2 separate regions of the Homo sapiens genome follow, and region 2 is linked to region 1. A link is a loop called in an ENCODE intact Hi-C map of the cell type or tissue named here. Cell type or tissue: mammary epithelial cell. All regions are shown on one strand. Links, peaks and the distances in the headings refer to the core of each region. The heading gives the core; the rest is flanking DNA. Region 1 has its middle 33 kb from the start of TPBG. Region 2 has its middle 170 kb from the start of TPBG.

Region 1 (10,414 bases), core at 1,450-9,449:
AGGGCCTATGCTTCATTCGCTTCATGGTAAAACTGACTCTTCATCCTGATTCCTACCAGGGTCCCAGAGGAGTGGTATCTGACTTTGTTGGCTGAAGAGGAGATCTGGGAGTTCTATACTGCTGCTTACAGTCTTCTCATCAATTCTCTTCTTTTTAGTGCTATCCCATACCCTGGTTCTTCACGAGGAACCAGTGTCTTCAAGTCCCAAAGCTTTATGGCCCTTAAAGTTTAATGGGAGTGCTTCTGTTGGGGCATCTGACACTGCAGGCAGTTAGGCTTCAGTGATCTCTGCTGAGCTGTCTTTTATCACTCATTAATTATTTCCCACCATCTAAAATGTGTGGCTATCTCTTAGCTGCTGTTATTCCCCACCCTGTTCTCTTTGTTCTCACAGTGGTTTTATTCCTTTGCTGCCATTTAAGTGGGGGTTTTAGGAGAGCACAGAACTAAACAAACAGGTTCAGTTTGCCATGTTTAATCAGAAGTCTCATTCTATCTTTGAATATTTTTATGTTTGTCATTAAATCCAATATTTTATTGCCACTTAGATGAATTTATTATACAACTCAGCATTTGTTGTACTACATATTTAAGAAATATATACTGTACTTCAATATTCTCATAAACTGTTGTTTTTTGTTCTTTTGTTTTTAATATCAATAGCTTAAGGGGTACATGTGGTTTTAATTATATGGATGAATTGTATAGTGGTGAAGTCTGGGCTCTTAGTGTAGTCATCACCTGAGTAGTGTACATTGTACCCAGTAGGTAATTTTTCATCCCAGACTCCTTTCCCACCCTCCTTTCTTCTGAGTCTCCAATGTCCATTGTGGCACTCTGTATGCCTTTGTGTACCCATAGGTTAGCTCCCACTTACAAGTGCAAACATTCTGTTTTTCGTTTTACATTCCTAAGTTACTTCACTTAGGATAATCGCCTCCAGTTCTTCCAAGTTGCTGCAAAAGACTTTATTTCACTCTTTTTTATGGCTGAGTAGTATTCTATGGGGTGTGTGTGTGTGTGTGTCAATGGGCACTTAGGTTGATTTTTTAATCTTTGCAATTGTGAATTGTGTTGCAAGAAACATATGAGTTGCAAGCGTCTTTTTGATATAATGACTTCTTTTCCTTTAAGTAGACACCCAATAGTGAGATTGCTGGATTGAATGGTAGGTCTGCTTTTAGTTCTTTGAGAAATCTCTCTACTGTTTTCCATAGTGGTTGTACTAATTTACATCCCCACCAATAGTAGAAAAGCATTCCCTTTTCACTGCACCCACATTGATATCTATTGTTTTTTGTCTTCTTAGTAATGGCCATTCTGACTGGGGTAAAGTAGTATCTCATTGTGGCTTTAATTTGCATTTTCCTGATGACTAGTGTTGTTGAGCATTTGTTCATGTTTCTTGGCCATTTCTATATCTTCTTTCGAGAAATGTCTACACATGTCATTTATCCACTTTTTAAAGGATTTTTTTTCTTGTTAATTTGTTTCAGTTCCTTATAGATTCTAGAATTAGTTCTTTGTCAGATATATATAGTTTCTCAATATTTTCTCTCTGTAGGTTGTCTATATACTCTGTTGATAATATGGTGTTTCTTTTTAGGCAATAAACCAACACTTACTAGATCAACAATCTAGTGTGTTCTCATATTAATCATATTTTAGAAAGAAGAATATTCAAGAAAATGTCTATATTTTTTAAAAACAAAATTACAAAATAATGCATGTTAGTAAAGGAGCTTGTAAAAAAAATTCCCTATGTTTTGTGGAAAAAAATTTTGCCTAGTTTATTCTTCTAGATAATGTTTGATAATGTTTGTTAAATATATAAATGTGCCAAGAAATAGTCCTATTTCATCCACTATGCTTCTTGGAACCGCAGATTTGCAAGAAAACTTCAATAAGTACAGTGTAAAAAAGAGATATGTAGTCAAGTAAGTTTTCTAAACTCTGAGTTCAATGAAATCAAACAGTTTTTTTTACATCAAGACTTCTTAGAGCCTTAACTACAATATTCACAGTGAGTCTTTAAAGAGGGAATAATTATTAGTATTTTCCAAATTTATTGTACTACCAGTCCTATTTAAGCAGCACACTATTAACTCCTTACAAAACAAATTACATCAAGATATAGTTTGAAAATTTTTTTAATCAACAGCATGTTTTCTAATTCTGTTGAAAGACCTAATTTTCATCCTATGAAAGACCTAATTTTAATCCTGAAGGGTAATTGTAGTTCTTCCATTATCAATTCCATTCTAGATCCTGATCTCTTATGCTTACTCTCACTTGAAACCCTTAGGAATATCAGTTTGACCATCTTCCTTGAGGATGTAAATAATACAGGAGGAAATGAAAAGCTCATGTCAGAGAAATTTTAATATTAGAGTTATTGGGGAGAAGCAGGGATGAATAAAGGATAACAGTGGGATGGTGAGGCAAAAGCTAGGTCACCCCAAATAGTCCTGAGCTGAAGAGCTTGCTTATACCTTAGGATCAGGGTTAATTTTAAGGCAGAATCAGATAGATAAAGAGGTAACACCAAAGATAGTCATTAAGTCTCTCTCCTCCCTCTGTTCTCTCTCTAATCTTTAGTGTTTGCCAAACTTTCTCTCTGCACATATTAAACATTCAGATTTTGTGGCCAAGGCCTCAGACTGATGGAAGCAGAGTATGCGGAAAAGATGATTCTTAGGACTGGCAGGGTTAGAAAATACTGCCCACTAAGACACCACTGTGTGTGTGACTTGCCTTGCTATTTCTGATCCTGGCCCTCACATCCATAATTATTCTGCTGGAGAATTTGAACTCAACTTCTGTCATATGTGTTTGCTTAGCTTTGGATTCTGGTCACACAGTTTCTGAGCCCATTATCTCATCTTGGTTCTGGTTTTTCTCTCTCTACTTAATATTTCAGATTGGCATTAAACCGAGTGAATTCCCTTTCTGATTAATCTTGCCAGAGCAGCCCAGAAAAAAATGATCTCAATACCTTCTCCTAATATTTGAGGGAATTGGATGTTAAATAGATTCACAGTAACTGAAGAATAGTTGTGGAAGGGAATTTTTAAAAATAGTTAACACAGAATTCAAAAAGTACAAAAAAAGCAATAACTAAGAAGTATAATTCTTCTCTCCTGTTTCTGCCAGCTACAAAGTTCTCCTGCATGAAGGCCACTGGCATTTTATGAATTGTTCTGGAGATACTCTAATGAGTTTACAAACATTTGTGTAATATTTGTGTGTATATTTCTTTTACACAAACGTATCATGCCATCTACTCTGCTCTGCATGTTGTTGTTGTTTTACATAATTTATCTTAGAGATTGTTATAGATTGAATTGTATCCCCCCAAAAAGTATCTTGGAGTCCTAACCTCTAATACCTCAGAAAGTGACCTTATTGGAAATAAGTTTGTTGCAAATGTAATTAGTTAAGATGAGGTCATACTGGAGTAGGACGGGCCTTCAGTCCAATGTGACTAGTGTCCTTATAAGAAGAGACAGAGACATAGAGGAGGAATGCCATGTAACAACAGAGGTGGAGATTGGAGTCATGCAACTGCAGGCCAAGGAACCCCAAGGCTTGCTGGCAAATTACCAGAAGCTAGGAAGAGGCAAGGAAGGATTCTCACCTACAGGTTTCAGAGGGAGCATGGCACTACCAACACCGTGATTTGGGACTTCTGTTACAGTAGGTAGCTAGTCAGGCATGAGAAGGGCAGGAAAGGGCCCCCCACCACCATGAATGTCAGACAACCATCAGGTGATGATCAGGCAGTTGTTAACTGTCTCTCTAAAATAATAATTGGTTACAGCCAGTGCCAGGGAAAGGCAGTCTCCTTATGCATAGAAAAAACCTGAAACTGGTGATCAGCAGCTTCCTGGTATGTATCAGGAGTCGGGCAAGTAGGTTCAAGCATGCACATTAAGAGGCAAAATGGCGAAGTTTAACTGGTATATGACCTTCCAGGGACATGCCACCAGTAAGGGAAGAATGCCTCAAATGAGCATGTTCACCTCCCGACTGCTAGCAGACCACTGTGCATGAGGACAGCCCATCCCAAAGGAGGAATCAGGGAAGAAGGGACACAAAACTCCAGAAGCATGCCAATTTATAAAACCCCAAGTCAAAAGGTCAAAACACACACTTGTCTTTCAAGTCGCCCACTTGGCCCTCTTCCAAGTGTACTCTCTCTTTTGTTCCTGCTCTAAAGCTCTTTAATAAACTTTCACTCCTGCTCTAAAATGTGTCTTGGTCTCTCCTTCTGCCTTATGCCCCTCAGTCGAATTCTTTCTTCTGAGGAGGCAAAAATTGAGGTTGCAGCAGACCCATATGGATTCGCCACCAGTATCACTTCTAGCCTTCAGAACTGTAATACAATAAACTTCTATTATCTTAACCCACACAGTTTGTGGGATTTTGTTTCAGCAGCCTTAGGAAGTGAATACAGAGATCTTTCCATATTAATAGAGAAGTGTTTCATTCTATTTGACAGCTGCACAGTACTCTATTGTATGGTTGGGCCATAACTTATCTACTGGATAAAATAAGTTATGGACATTTATGTGATTTTTAAACTTTTGTCATTAAAAACAATGCAGAAAGTGAGCAAATTTGTACATGTGTCAATTCACATGAGTGAGACTATCTTGAGCTAAATACCTAGGGGTAGTGAATAATCAAATTGAAATAAGATGCTTTGCATGTGAACAAGTGAAGAATTATTGAGACTTGAGTAACCCTAAGTTTCCACAGAGGGTATAGTAAAATTGTGTGCCAGCCAATAATTATGCTAAGTAGGATGACTTTGTCTTGTCTCCTCTCCCATCCCTCCCCAAAATTGTTTGCCGGCTATGTAACCTTTTAGATAAGCCTCTGTTCTCTCCGGATCTCTGCTGCAGTTGAATTTCTAATGTTCTATTACCTAACATCTTAGGGTGGTTATAAGGATCAAATTTTTAAAAAGTTTGTGAAAGCAATTTCCCTACATAAAGACAGGGATTTGCTATTGTCTTTGGTGTAAAGCAATGTTTGATAACTTTATTATGCCTTTCATCCACATCCTATCCACAAACACTTGTTCTGGGTTATAGACCTGCTTCTCATATTTATGTTTACTATGTTTCACTACATAGTAATTTATTAGTCTTCTCCTTTATATTTGCCCACAACAGTATAGTATCTTTCCTACAAATGATACAACCTAATAAATATTTATTCAGTGTTGTTTTAGACTAAATGTTTCATCAGTGAAATTTTTTTATTTCCTAAAATGGCCTGAGCATTTACTTTAGAGTACAGTTTCCATGAACCACTTTTTCCCTCTTTCTTCTCTTTTCAGATTAGAATAACTGTTGGGAATACATTTTTAACCAATGGATTGAAAAAAATCAGTACAAGATCTATTTAATTGTCACAGCAAGTCCATGATGAGGGCTGCACAAAAGAAGGAGGTAATTTGTTTTCTTGGGTCATGAAGACTTTTCTTTTCTAGGCAGGGTTTAGAATTGGGACCCTGGTCACATGATTATTATTCTTAGTATCCTCAGCCCTCTAGCCTGCCAAGAATTGTCAGAGTTAAGAATATGCTGTTGTTTATATGATAAAATTGGTGAAGTGCTAGGAAGAGTTCTAAGTCTTCATACATCTCTCCTAGATCATTCCTAGGTACTTAAAATTCCTACCTTCAGAGTCAGTGCTTTTGTGAATTCTCTCCCACAAATGTAAATAGCCTGAAGGGATTTCATAATCAACCATTTTCAGTCATCAGCAACTCTGTGTGAATTGGCCCATTAGATTCTTTTCCTGCTGACAACGGATGGCCAGGAAGAAAGTGTGAATTCAACAGAGAAGTTTCACAGAAATGAGCTGTGCTCAGCCTTTGCCATAAGAGGGCAAAGTAAGTCCAGTGACATGCATTTCACTCAGTCTTCTTCTCTTTCTACTGACTGAGCCCGGAGCCTTTGAGGGAGGAAGTCCAGGGATTGGAGGGGTATAGAGATTGAGCTAAAAGGACCTTCTTCATTGGCCTGCAGGCTCAACTCTTAGGCAAAATCGTGAAGAAGTAGCTGTTACATTTTTCTAAACTTTCAGTTTGACAAGCATAAGGATTAATTTGGCAAAGCTCAAAATGATATCTGGCAGTCAAAATGGTTCATCACACCTCTTTAAAACATAATGTTGGGAGTGGCTGTTTTCTGAACCAAGTTACTTACTGAAAGTATTCTGTACTTTCCAGCCATTTTCCCTTTTTCTCATTTCTGTGGCCATTGTGGGGCTGCTGATCTCCATGTACTCTGGTAGGGGCTACTTTTTTTTAAAAGGAATCTTTCTTTTTTTTTTTTTATTGAGATAAAATATACATACACAATTTACTATTTTTACTTTTCTTTCTTTCTTTTTTTTTTTTTTTTAGACAGAGTTTCGCTCTTGTCGCCCTGGCTGGAGTGTGCAGTGGCGGGATCTCGGCTCACTGCAACCTCCGCCTCCCAGGTTCAAGTGATTCTCCTACCTCAGCTTCCCAAGTAGCTGGGATTGCAGGCACACACCACCACATGCAACTAATTTTTGTGTTTTTGGTAGAGATGGGGTTTCACCACGTTGGCCAGGATGGTCTCAATCTCTTGAAGTCGTGATCCGCCCACCTCGGCCTCCCAAAGTGCTGGGATTACAGGCGTGAGCCACCGCACCCGGCTTATCTTTACCATTTTTAAGTCTATAGTTCAGTGGTAATAAATACGTTTATATTCTTTTTCCCCCTTCTCCCTTCTTCTTCTCTATCCCCTCCCCTTTCCAGTCTCTGGTAACTGCCAGTCTACTTCCTATCTTCAGGAAATCCACTTTTTAAGCTTCCGCCTGTGAGTGAGAATGTGCTATATTTGTCTTTCTGTGCTTGGCTTATTTCACTTAACATAATGGCCTCCAGTTCTATTCATGTTGCTACAAATGACAAAATTTCATTCTTTCTTATGGCTGAATAATATTCCATGGTGTATACATACCACATTTTCTTTATCCATTCATCGTTGATGGGCACTTAAGTTGATTCCATATTTTGGCCATTGTGAATAGTGCTGCAATAAACATGAGGATGCAGATCTCCTTTGATATATTGATTTCCTTTCTTTTGGATATATACGCAGTAGTGACATTGCTGGATCATATGGTAATTCTATTTTTATTTTTTTGAGGAACCTCCATACTGTTCTCTATAAGTGGCTGTCCTAATTTGCATTCCAATCAGCAGTGGATTAGGATTCCCCTTTCTCCACATCCTCAGCAGCATCTATTATTACCTGTCTTTTTGATATAAGCTATTTTAATTGCAGGAAAAGGATATTTAACTTTGCTGAATATTTTAAGGCCAACAGGAATCAGTGTTTTCCATTGTACCCTACTGGTAGCTTGAGATTTGTCTGAAAGATTGACTGCCTGCCTTGTTCTCTCTCTCTCCCCACAAACCCCTCACCCCTCCACTGCCACACACACACATGCCTTTCTGATTCTCACATGACTAGAAAAACTGTTAGAAAGAGCTGATATCCCATCTAGGTAAACCTGCCTGGACTCTTGGCTACATTTTTCAAGAATTAGCTTTCATTTCACAAGCAATAAAAAATTATAAATTGAAAGCACCTCATGGAAGAAGCATTCACTTTTCTTGAGAACAGCCAACAAAGTGTAGGTGTTTTCATAAATTAGATTCACTCAAAGATGTTTCAATCCAAATATTACTCTGTTATTGATTTATTGAACTTGTCATATTATCTCGTTGTGAAATTTTTCCTTTACGAAAAAATTTTCTCTAAATAAAGAAGCCTCCTTTTTCAATAACAGTATTATTTTTATTAAGTTACTGACTCCTTCTTCTCTGCCTAAAAAACATGTTCAAGCCTCTCTCTACCACATATATATCTTTCCTTGGACACTGTTTTCTACTCAAGTGAATGCTTTATGTCTTTGCTTCCTTTCCTCATAGACTCCACGTCCTAACCTATCATTTTCTCATCAATCAACTATAATAATACCATTATATGTAATAGGCCATATTTGTTGAGTGAATAATGTGTACCAGGCACTGTGCAGCTTACATTTTTTCCAGGAATCAAATAAAGTAGGTATCATTAGTAGCTTTGTTTATACAGATGAAAACGCTGAGGCTTAAACAGTATGAGTAGTTTGCTCAGCAAGTCAGTGAGTAGGTGGCAACCACAGAAACTCCAGTTTTGTCCTATAGGTGACATCTAAGTCATTGCCATTATCCACAATGTATCTACCAACTTACTGTAACTCAATCACTGAATCTTGAAATACAAGGATCTATCTCTACTCTTCATCATATTCAATCTCCCAGCTTCAGTCACAATTGGGCATCTGGGACCTTCTTCCAGCTTTTATTTCCACAATATTATACTCTTTTGGTGTCTCTACATTTCTAACTATTCTTTCTGGCTTTGTTGAGTTAGCCTCTTAAATTGTCTCTTAAATGTTGGTATGATCTAAATTTCTTTTGCCCTCTGAATGTCTTCTCTGAGTGATTTCAGTGACTCCTATGGCCTCTACAATGATCTCAACTCTAATTCCAGGATCCCTTTCTCCTGAGCTCCAGATTTATCTCTACTTTTATAGGTACCACAACCTAGAAATATCCAAATCAACCTCATTATCTTTCATTCGAAGTCTATTTCTCTGCATTTCCTCCCTCATTCTACAATATATTTTATATAAACATACAAGCTAATAGATGGAGTAAGAGACGTTTTTTATGTCCCTTTTCCTTTCATTTCCACATTTAATCAGTCATCATGTCTTACGTTTTCTTTTCTTTTTTTTTTTTTTGAGACAGAGTTTCGCTTTTGTAGCCCAGGCTGGAGTGCAGTAGTGTGATCTTGGCTCACTGCAACCTCTGCCTCCCAGGTTCAAGCAATTCTCCTGCCTCAGCTTCAGAAGTAGCTGGGACTACAGGCATGTGCCACCACATATGGCTAGTTTTGTATTTTTAGTAGAAACGGGGTTTTGTCATGTTGGCCAGGCTGGTCTCGAACTCCTGACCTCAGGTGATACACCCACCTTGGCCTCCCAAAGTGCTGGGATTAAGTTGTGAGCCACCGTGCCCACCTGTGTTTTCTAATTTATAAATTTATCCATGCATCTTCATTATCACTTCTGCTGCTTTAGCTCAGACTCTCATCTTACCTCTTCCCTTCTGGGATCTAGTATTATGTACTGCATTTTATTGTACTCCCTATAACACCTAACACAATTTTGTATACAGAAACAGACCATCAGACATTTGTCAATTCAATAGATGAATATCTATATAACAGTTATGTTTTGTGAAGATCCTCTATCTTCTAATACTTACATGGTGTTTGCTATTTATGAGACATTATTCTAAATGCTTTAGCTATATTACCTAATTTAATCGTCACAATCTTCCAAAGTAGATGAAGTTATTATTCAGATTTTATAAATGGGGAGACAGTCATACAGAAGTGACCTTACTTGCCCAAATTTATGCTGCTAATAAATGGCAGTGCCAGCAGTGCTAGAATTAGACTGCAGGCAGTTTGACTTTAAATCCATGCTCTTAACCACTGCACTTCCTTGTGTTTCCTTTTGATCTACTTCTATGTATTACACTCAAGTTCTAATTAGTTTTTCCATTATAGCTATAAAAATATAGTAGATAACTAAATTCACAAACTTATAGATGTGAATCTGGAACTAAGTTCATTTCTCTGCCTCATCCAACCCCTCATCTAATTCTAGAGCACTTCAGAATCAAAATTAACTTAGAGTTTGAGGAGAAACTGAAGAGTTAATTGTCTACTGATCCAGTGGTATGTGAGATGCAACCAGCATGGCTCCTATAGCTTGAAGCCAAATAGGCTTCTGGAGTAGGATCTGGACCACTTGGAGAATATTAGCCCTGTCATTTTGGACCATGAGCAGTATTGAGTTGAAAAGATAAGGCTGTAAGGCAGGACAAAACATAATTTGGAGCTGCCATATAGGACAAGGCGAGTAGATGGTCAAAGAGACGTCCACATGGAGGAATTAAAGTCAGCAAACATAAAGGGGTCAAGCATGCAGAGACACTGAGAGTCAATGTGGGTCATGAGAGCAGACAAGCAGAGAATGTGTGCCAAAGACAAATGTGCCCTCCAAATCATGATAAACACAATGTCAGATGTCTTACACTCTGTGGTAGAGTGGAGGTTTTTAAAATGGGTGTCAGAAAACCTGCATTATAACTTAGTTCTACCATCAATCAGAAGTGTGATCTTGGACAAGCTATTTAAACTATCTGGAGCTCACTTTTCTCATCTTTAAAATTAGGGATTTCAATGTGGTGACCTCTGATAGAGAGTTACAAAGCCTATTATTCTTCACACAATGGTCCT
Region 2 (10,414 bases), core at 1,226-9,225, 200 kb after region 1:
GTCAAAGCTAAAATTCTATGCAAAATTTCATGTGTATATAGGGGATTCATCGCTTTCTTTAGACCCTTAGAGATGTCTGTGATTCTAAAAAGTAAAGAACCGGTACTTTGGATAAATATCAGAATTGGTCTACCTCATTCATCTAGTCAAGATTCTGGTGTACAGAGCAAGAAAACCCACATATAAAACAGCCTACATATAAAAATATGCATGAACAGGGATGTTTCTGTCTGAGTGGCCTACATATTACACAATTTTTGTGGGGAAGAAGACACAAAACAAAGTATAGTATAGAGAATTTTTTTCAAAATTATTATACTCAAAAAGTGTCCACTGATTTTGAATCTTTTATTTGCAAGCATTTCCATCCACTTCCTATTCAATAACAAAATCACTTGATCTCTAAATTCAGACTTCATCTGTAAATACAGCTCTGAGAAAGGACAGATGAAAAGGAAGAAAGTAGCAGAAACAAGGAACACTTAAGTGGCTTCTAGGTCTACTGCCTTGTTTCATCAGAACTATCTGGGCACCAATCCCAGTATTTATTTTCACACTTATACAAGCAACACAACTACCACAAGCCTGAATGTGATACCGAAGCCTGTGACATTGAACAGTGCAGTGAGTTACACCCTAGGGAAGGTAGGAGACAAAAGAACAGCTGACAATTCTCCCTGAAGACAAGAGAGCTTCACAAACAGCTCTGCAAATCCTAGCATTAATATTATTTCCATTCCACTCTTGGGAAAATATATGAAGGTAAGGAAAAGTTTGGAAAAAAAGGACAATAGAGAGGAAGAAAGGTAGGGGTGTGTGTGTGTGTGTGTGTGTAAAGGCCAAGTAACAAGGGAAGGAGCAAGAAAAAACAAGGTATCAAAAAGAAGCGTAAGTGTGCTTAGGGAAGTAGATGGCACTTTACCAAGTAACAAAGACAATCCCTGCTTTCTGTAACAATGTAGGATAAAGTTACTTGGCCAATGTCTGATTAGATATCAGTTTGCTTATGGACGGCATATTTAGGATGATCCACTTTTAATATATGCCTCTGTGGCCTATGAGCAAGTGAGGCAACATGTACGTGTGGTGTGGGGTATACATGAAGGCACTGGGGACTACTGTCAAGTCAGATGCTGCCTGAAATGCAACTGGGAGTGGGAGAAAAGAAGGAGGATGGCTGAGAATGGCTGCTAGTAGTATGCAGTGATTTATTCATCTGTCGGGCTAGGTGCTGTGGATACACTGATGAATAAGTTGCAGAGGGTCCCCACCCTCAGGTAGATTAAGTTCACACTGAGCCAAGAGAGTGTGGGAGTACCTGGGGTTAAAATAAAATAAAAACTAAATGTGATGGTAAATTGTATGTGTCGACTTGGCTGATACAGCGTGCTCAGATATTTGGTTGAATATTATTCTGGATGTTTCTGTAAGGGTGTTTTTAGATGAGATCTACATTTAACTTAGTGGACTTTGAGTAAAGCAGATTGTCCTCCAAAATGTGGGTGGGCCTTCAGTTGAAAGCCGGAATAGCACAAAAGATTGACCTCTCCCGAGCAAGAGAGAATTCTGGAGCAGAGGGCCTTCAGATTTGAACTGCAACATCAGCTCTTTCCTGGGTCTCCAACCTGCTGGCACACCCTGAAGACTTGGACTTGCCAGCCTCTATAATCATTATATATGTGTGTGTGTGTGTGTGTGTGTGTGTGTACATACACACACACACACACACACACATCCTATTCATTCTATTTCTCTGGAGAACCCCAACTACTACAATAAACTAAACTAAAGCAGATATGAGATTATATTTCTGATGCTATGTAGGAGACTTTACACATTTTTCATTTAATCTTCTAGAAGGAGCCAGACTGTCCTGTAGTTGCCACTCTTAGGGTTCAACGGAGAGACTACCAATGCACTACTTTCTGCTACTTTCTGAGGGTACCAAGGTGGTAACAGTAAGCCATTTGTCTTTCAAGGAACTGCTGACTTATTTCAGGACATGAGGGCATTTCTTAGAGGAACTATTGCTCTAGCAATAGCTCCTCTAGTTTTCAAGGCTCTATGCTAGTGCTAGAGCAATTGTTCCTCTAAGAAATGTTCTCATGGATTGTTTTATTTATTTATTTATTTACCTACCGTGGATTGTTACCTACCATAAATTGTTTACCATGGATTTTTTTAATTTTTTTTGAAGATCATTATATGTTTTATTAGAGAGAGAATCATAGTCTTCCAGATTTGGGATCTCAGAAATTCTTATGAAAAAGAGTGTTCTAGCTAGAAATTCAGAGAATTTACATGGTCTGGTATTTTTTTCTGCTAAAGAGGGCCAACTTTATGGCAGACACTGTACAAGGGGCTGAGGAAACTATAAAGAATACAGTGTTAAATGAGCATAAAACTTTCTTAGAGAAGAAAATATGTGGATACTCAAATGTTAAAATATATTACAGGAGTTTAAAATTATGTAACACAGAAGTATAAGTCAATATACTTAGCATCCCATGATTCTCAGGTGAGCATTTTGGAAAATAAGATCAATAGAAGGTCAGGAAAAGCTGTAGAGCTCATGGAGAAAATGGAATTTAACCAGAGCCTTAAATGGAACCTGTAGTATCATGGGATGACCTTTACATGGAGGTAGACAGATATGATAGGTAGACATAGAGCCTTTCAATTTAATATGACTTGGAAGAGTGAAGACACACACACATAATACACATATACATACAATTTTTAAAAATATGGCTGTCAAAAATGTGACAGAAGTAGATGAAAAACTAGGCCAGTAGAGAAAAGTTGTCTTAGTTCCTGGCTTGAATATAAACAATACTGTAAATTAAAAGAATATTTTGATATATTCTTCTATTTTTTTCTGGTTTCTCTGACACCCTTATGATTAAGGATGAATGGATGATCACTCACAAATAAAATGTTAGGAACATGTTATTTTTTGTAAATTGCCATGGGATATTAAGCAAGTTTTTGTCTGGAGTCATAAATTATTACTTTCCCTAACAATATTCTCAAGTCATTGTTGCAGATGATGTGCAATTTGTAGGCAGTTTGAATATTTTAAAACAATAATATTGTTAATCTTCAATTCCCTTTCATTAAATCCTGCTGGCCCCAGCTACAAGGAATAAAATCTTCTAATTTTTTCACTGCTATCTTATAGCCAATGCCCTCTGGAGCATTCACTAGGAGAAAAGGTAAGACAAAAACTTTTTAAAGTTAAAATAATAAAAATAATAATAAATGAATGATACAAGATAAAATAAAACAAAAGAAGCCAAAACAAGTCAAGATAAAAGAATAGTCTGCAAACAAAGTTTTTACATTTAATGCGTTGTGTTAGGAAACCACAAAGTGTCCCTAAGAAACTTGGAGATGGTTGGATGTAGCAATCATGATATTTTTCTGTTACCTTACCAAAACATCTCAATTGGGAGCTGCTCTAAAGCCAGAAGAGTTTAATTTCCATTTTTAAAATCTCTTTCAATAATTAAATCACCTTTTCCTGTGAGAGAAAGGATGTTCATATAAGTTTAGTGTATGATATTTCTATAGATTCTAAAGAAGGCATTGGCCACATTCAATAAACAAATTATCTTCTGAAAAAATAGCACAGGTCTTCTTATCACAGCTGATATAACCACAGATTATACTTTTGTATTAACTCAACCTTCAGACGTTCTTTTCCTAAAAATGTGCACACCTCCTACATTTTCTGTTTTCTCTTGTATCCTAAGCTTACTCCCTAGGGCATGTATTATTAGTGCACTGTTTTTCTCTCTCCTTGGCTTTTTCTGGTTGAAATATTTAAGCTGTTTGGAACTATGAAATTCCCTTAGGATATAAACTATTGATCTCCTGTTAGATCATGAGGTGACTCTTAAGCACCTTCTCCTAGAACTTTTCGAGAAACACTGCATATGAATGCAAGGTTACATGCCCTGGCACAAATTAGAAACCTAACAGTGGACCATATCCTAATAAGAATCATTGGCGACTTTAATTCTTAGACTGTGGAAATATTGTTCAATTACCATGAGTTCTGATTTTAGTTTTTACGTGCCCAAAGCATGAATTTCTAGTCACTGAGCCTGTGAGTCAGCATTGAAGAGTTTGAGGTCTATTCTTAATTAACGCATTTTTTCCTATGCTATCCTACAGACCTGGCAGGATTCACATGCATCCCAAAATGCCTTTGATCCTTCAGACCTGCCCTGCCTCATGTAAACTAAGTTGAGGTGTTATCTTTTATCAAAAGTTGATAACACCACTTAACAAAACTTGTTTTCCATTGTGCAGAGAGGGTGTGATTTTTTTCTCCTAGGTTACAAGGTCTAAGTTTTATTTTTTTGAAAAAAGATTTCCAATTTAGAACTCAGAAAAAGATAAATGCTTCCTGGGGTTTTTGGTTATGAGAAATAAAAAAGGAAGGAGAGGCCTTCATTATAGGTCTGATGAAGAAACGCTGATGTTTAGTCACAGGCTTCCTAGGACATTGGAGAAAGCAAAAGAAACATTCAGTCTATCAAGTCAACCTCAAATAACTATCGCCATCTATCAGATGAGTTTGGACTTGAGACTACCTAAGGTTTTCTACTAGCTGGAAACTATTGTGATTATAATAGCATGGTAACTTCATACTCTCTAATCTTGTGATGCTGACTCTTTAATGATCCTGTGCTTATTCATGTTCTCTCCCTATATTTCCCTTTGTTATCTCATTTGAAAAATATAATCATAAATGACATCTTCCCAGGAAATTTCATTATCCATCTCCCTGCCCCCAACCAACCCCCAACTTTTTACCAGAAACCACTGATGCCACAGATTCTCTGGGGACTTTATGAATATTCCTCAGTGTCCTGTGTCTTTTGCCAGGACATCTACATGTTGATTTAAAGAAGTAGATTAGGCTTCTGCTTTGAGTTAGGATGTAGAATAATGCAAAAGACCTTTGTTCTCATAGTATCTGCAAGAAAAGACCTAGATAAAATAAAAACCATTGTTTTCTAAGGAATTAGTGAAGAGCAAGGGCAGCAAAGAAGCCTTGATAAATTATGTTCCAGAGAGAAATGAGCAGAAAATGGCAGCAGCTTCCACACCTGGATGGGGAGACTTTCTGAGAATGAGAAGAAATAGCCAGGCCTTCCCTGAATGGGCTGAAGGACAGGGTAGGAGGAGTCTGGAGTCTGGAAGAACTCAATCCAGTAAGTCTATTCATCCAGCTTTCCTCACAGTGAGAGAGTAGTAATAGAGGAGGGACATATATAAAATGTGAGGAAGCAGGAAAACATGATAATCAGGAAAAAATTGAGAGGAAGTAAAGACAGACCCAATAACCTAGTTATTGAAATCAGTAGACAAAATCTTTACAACAATAATTATGTTTGCCAAAGAATTTACAGAAAAATGCATATTATGGATGAAGAAATAGACTTTTCTCTTGGTTTTCTATAAAAAATGGAAACTCTATGAAACAACAAAATGGAAATTCTAAAACTTTAAAATGCAATATTAGAAGTCGAAATTTATTGGATGGGCTTAACAGCAGATTAGATATTGCAGGAAAAAAAAAATGAATGAGTGAACTTGAAGACAAGTCAATAAAAATTACCTAAATTGAAATAAGAAGAATATTGTTTAAAAACCAACAGACTGTCCATAACAATGAGATAATATCAAACAGTCAAATATAACTGGAGTCCCAGAAGGAGAGGGAAGAGAGTGGGTTAGGAAAAATTTTGAAGTAATTTCTTTCATAGCCAAGAAGTGTTCATTTCACAATGGTGTTTCTCTCTTCTACTTTCCCCTGGGCTAGAACTCAGATAGGTATATGGGCAGTGCTGTCAGTTTGAGCATGGCTGGTCCTGAATTACAGTAATTAAATGAATGTAAGCTTGTTCTAAGATTAAAGGTGTAGTAACCTCTAATTCCATGGAAGACAATGAACCAGTAAGTTCCATGCAGTTATAACTACTGTATAGTTCTATGTTTAGTTCAAACATGATAAAATCCAAATCCTGAATCTCTGGGAGAAAGAAGTCTAAAACAATCCTTCTCTTTATAACAATTTTAAACCAAATTTATAAACAACCCCTCTTCTTCTTCTACATGCATTTAAAAAATACAAACTACAGAAGGAAAGAGAGCAGTGATGTAGCAAGTGAATATGGACATGCTTCCTTTTTAATAAGTTATTGTCAAATCTTAATATATAATGAAATAGAAGCAGCTAGGTATGGAGAGGCTGTTAAGGAGCAGGAATTCATCTATGAAATGCAATGATGAATGTGATTGCATTGGATGAGGTTAAAATACTAACACTAGCTCAGCCAAGATTTCAAAAAATGGTGGTGAGAAGCTTTTTTTTCCCTTGCTAGGTTTGGGGGTTTGGGGGTGAGGGTTGAGGGGAATGTTGTATTCACACTCTCAGAAGTCAAGTGGGGAGCAGTTACTATTGACTGCTACTGAAATTCATATTTCATTCCATAGTTCACATTTTCCAGCTTGTCAGTCAGTATGTAATAATTCTTTGACACAGTCACCTCGCTTTTCTATGTTTTTGTAATTTTCTGACTAAAAATGTTGTCATTATTTAAGTGTTAGCATTATTTTGGAATAAATACGCTCGTTTGATGGAGGAAAATTGATGATATTAATTGATGTGATCAGTAACTTTAGGTGATCTAGATATAATAACCAAGAAAAAAAACAAAAACCAGTTTTGCAGATTGTTAAGGATAGTGACAAGCCACAAAGCCACAAAGACTTAGAGCCTACATAGCTCTCTTGTAGCATCCACTTTAGAATGAAAATAAAAGAGGAAAAGTACAAGTAGGGTAGAGAAAAGGGTCAGAGACCAGAGTGGGGGTGGGGAAGTGTGCAGGATTGGGAATGAATTGATTTAACTGAATGACTACAGTGCTGTGCAGAAAAGAGGAAGTTTAAAATTAACCAAAAAAAAAAAAACTCGTAAAATTCTGGGAGTTACTTGTGAGTAAGTTCCATGTAAGGTTACTTTCAGCTCATATTTTAATAATAGCCACCTGCTTCTCATTCTGAAAAGCTTCTAAGACCACATTCCATCATTTTTCTCTCTTGGACTCTTGGACTCCCTGAAGAAACAGTCTTTGCTTTTTGAAAAGCTGTAGTGAACAAGTCTCCTTTTACTTTCAAGCTGAGATAAGAAAGGATCAAAAAGAATAAGATTTCTTCCCTTCTCTGACCCCATCTCCTTTTCCTAGCTAGTATTTGCAATCACACTTCTAATTCTAAAGTCATAAGCATGCATCCATATTAGCATCTTATCATTGTCTTAGTTCCATTTTGAAAACTAGAATTCTATTCTAGCAAGAGAATGAAAGATTGGAAATTCTATATTAGATATTTGGCCAAAGAACAGTCCGAAAATAAGTTATCTCTTTTTCTAGGAACATTGACAATCCTGAAAGGGTTAATTAATTTTACCTTGGATCACCCTTTTTTCAAGATCCTGCTTGACTCTCCATGAGCTCAAAATAAGATGTGAATTAAGTTTGAAGGAGCCATAGTAAAAACAACTTTTAAAGTGATGATTCACTCAACTTGGGCAACAATTATATTTTGTTGAAAGCATACAAACACAATATTCGACATTGTTATCACACACAGAAAAAGTGCTAGTCATTGCAAGAACTGATAGAAAAAAATTAGGAAGCATAATAAAGGTCTTAAGGATTTGCTTCCTTTTTAGTCAAATTATTAATGACCATGGGAAAGTAAAGTGATTTAAGAAGAAAATCTTGCTGAGTACCAGCTGCTGCTGAAGTCAACTAATTACAACATTCCACTTGATATCACACTGGATACACATGCAAGAACAAGAAGGGCTTCAACACTTTACAATTAGACTTTCAAATTATCTTCTGTAAGACTCAGCTGTAAGCAAAAGTTATTTCATGCATAAATGACATTGAGAAACAAATTTCCAGCTAGGTTTCACACAACCAGTTTTGACAACCTCCTTAACGTCTCACAGACACTGAATCTAGTTCTCCCCATGAAAAGACTGGGCTGTCCTTTAAAAGAGTAATCACTACTGTCAATTTAATAAACGTCCTCCTACTAAATTGTGAGCACCTCCTAGGCAGGAACCAGTTGTTTTACTTTTGTATCCACAGGTCTTAGCATAGATCCTACCATCTGGTAGACAAATGCTTAGTAAATATTAGTTGAATTGATATCAAGGAGGGTGCAATCACCAGCATGTTGTGTTTAAAGGTGGTGCCCCATGACTCCTGAACCTTTCATTATAAGTCTCTTCTTTGGACTAAAACACGAATGGCACTCTCCTGAAACACATAAAAGTAGATTTGATCAAATGGAAAGACCTCCCCTGTTCTTGGGTAAAACAACTCAACCTTATAAAGATATCAACTCTTTCTAAGTTAACTCATAAATTTACAGCAGTTGCAGTACAATACTAACAAGATTCATGGAGTTGGACATGTTGATACTAAAGTTCGTATGGAAAACAAATTACAAGAATACTCAGAAAAGCACTGAAAAAGAAAAACTATCAGAGGAAACTAGCCTCTATGATTTAAACATTGTGATACTGGTACATGAATAGACAGACTGAAGGAAAAGAAGATAAATAGATCCAAGTACATATGGAAATGTAGTATATGATACATGTGCATCTTTAATAATTAGAGCAATGATAAACTTTTATTTTTACATTTATTTATTTATTTTTGAGACAGAGTCTCACTCTGTTACACAGGCTGGAGAGCAATGGCACAATCTTGGCTTACCACAACCTCTGCCTCCCAGGTTCAAGTGATTCTCCTCCCTCAGCCTCCTGTGTAGCTGGGACTACAGGTGTGCACCACCATGTTGGGCTAATTGTTTGTATTTTTAGTAGAAACAGGGTTTTGCCTTGTTGGCCAGGCTGGTCTTGAACTCCTGGCCTCAAGTGATCTGCCCACCTTGGCCTCCCAAAGTGCTAGGATTACAGACCTGAACCACTGCCCAGCCAGAGCAATGATAAACTTTTAAATAAATATGCCATTTGGAAAAAGATGAAATTAGATCCTATCTCACTCTGTATATAGTAATAAACAAACTCCAAATAGATCAGGCAAAAAGATGGATGAGTCGTGTTTTGTTTTTGTTTTTGTTTTGTTGTTGTTGTTTGTTTTTGAGATGGAGTTTCCCTCTTGTTGCCCAGGCTGGGGTGCAATGGCACGATCTCAGCTCACTGCAACCCCTACCTCCTGGGTTCAAGCGATTCTCCTGCTTCAGGCTCCCAAGTAGCTAGGATTACAGGCGCCCGTCACCATGCCTGGCTAATTTTGAAGTTTTAGTAGAGACGGGGTTTCTCCATGTTGGTCAGGCTGGTCTTGAACTCCCAACTTCAGGTGTCCTGCTTCAGCCTCCAAAGTAGCTAGGATTACAGGCGCCCATCACCATGCCTGGCTAATTTTCAATTTTTAGTAGAGACGGGGTTTCTCCATGTTGGTCAGGCTGGTCTTGAACTCCCAAATTCAGGTGATCTGCCCACCTTGGCCTCCCAAAGTGCTGGGATTACAGGCTTGAGCCACCGCACCCAGGCGGGATAAGTCTTTTTTTTAACCATAGTGTAGGAAAAGGCTTTCTAAATATGACTCAAAAGTCAGAGGCAATACAAGAAAATATTCATAAATTTGATTATATAAAACTATTTTATCTTTATTTTATTTTGAGATGGAGTCTCACTCTGTTGCCTGGGCTGGAGTCAGTGGCATGATCTCGGCTCACTGCAACCTCCACCTCCCAGGTTCAAGCAATTCTCCTGCCTCAGACTCCCAAGTAGTTGAGATTACAGGCGCCTCCCACCACGCCCAGCTGGTTTTGTATTTTCAGTAGAGATGGGGTTTCGCCATGTTGGTCAGGCAGGTCTCGAACTCCCGACCTCAGGTGATCTGCCCTCCTCAGCCTCCCAAAGCGCTGGGATTACAGGAGTGAGGCACCTCGCCTGGCCGATTCTCTTATTTTTTAACTTTTATTTTCAGTTCAGGGGCACATGTGCAGGTTTGTTACATAGGTAAACTTGTGTCACAGGGATTTGTTGTACAGATTATTTTATCACCCAGGTATTAAGCCCAGTACACAACAGTTATTTTTTCTGCTCTTCTCTCTCCTGGACCTTCCGCCCTCAATTAGGCCTCAGTGTCTGTTGTTCCTTTCTTTGTGTTCGTACTTTCTCATCAGTTAGCTCTCACTTTTAAGTAAGCACACATGGTATTTGGTTTTCTGTTCCTGCATCAGTTTGCTAAGAATAAGGCCTCCAGCTCCATCCATGTTTCCACAAAAAATTCTTTAAAATTACATGGCAAATATCATAAACAAAGTTAAAAGGCAACTGACAAGCTGG

Evidence for each region. A loop is a pair of places that touch in the nucleus more often than their neighbours do. Peaks named below come from ENCODE experiments on the same cell type or tissue, not always from the same donor. Only the 100,000 strongest peaks of a DNase experiment are listed, where the experiment ranks them.
Region 2: it touches region 1 in a loop (3-fold over the local background); 3 of 110 quality-filtered maps call a loop at or near these places.

What each region holds. Positions count from the first base shown.
Region 1 is chr6:82,325,772-82,336,185 of GRCh38, forward strand. No RefSeq gene overlaps it. Among named protein-coding and RNA genes, the nearest start is that of TPBG, 33 kb to the right of the region's middle. In mammary epithelial cell, for the core only: a CTCF peak has its summit at 5,898 (motif pointing right); a DNase peak (open chromatin) is centred at 5,740; H3K27ac peaks cover 523 bases.
Region 2 is chr6:82,530,523-82,540,936 of GRCh38, forward strand. No RefSeq gene overlaps it. Among named protein-coding and RNA genes, the nearest start is that of TPBG, 170 kb to the left of the region's middle. In mammary epithelial cell, for the core only: a CTCF peak has its summit at 4,577; no DNase peak of the experiment used is centred there.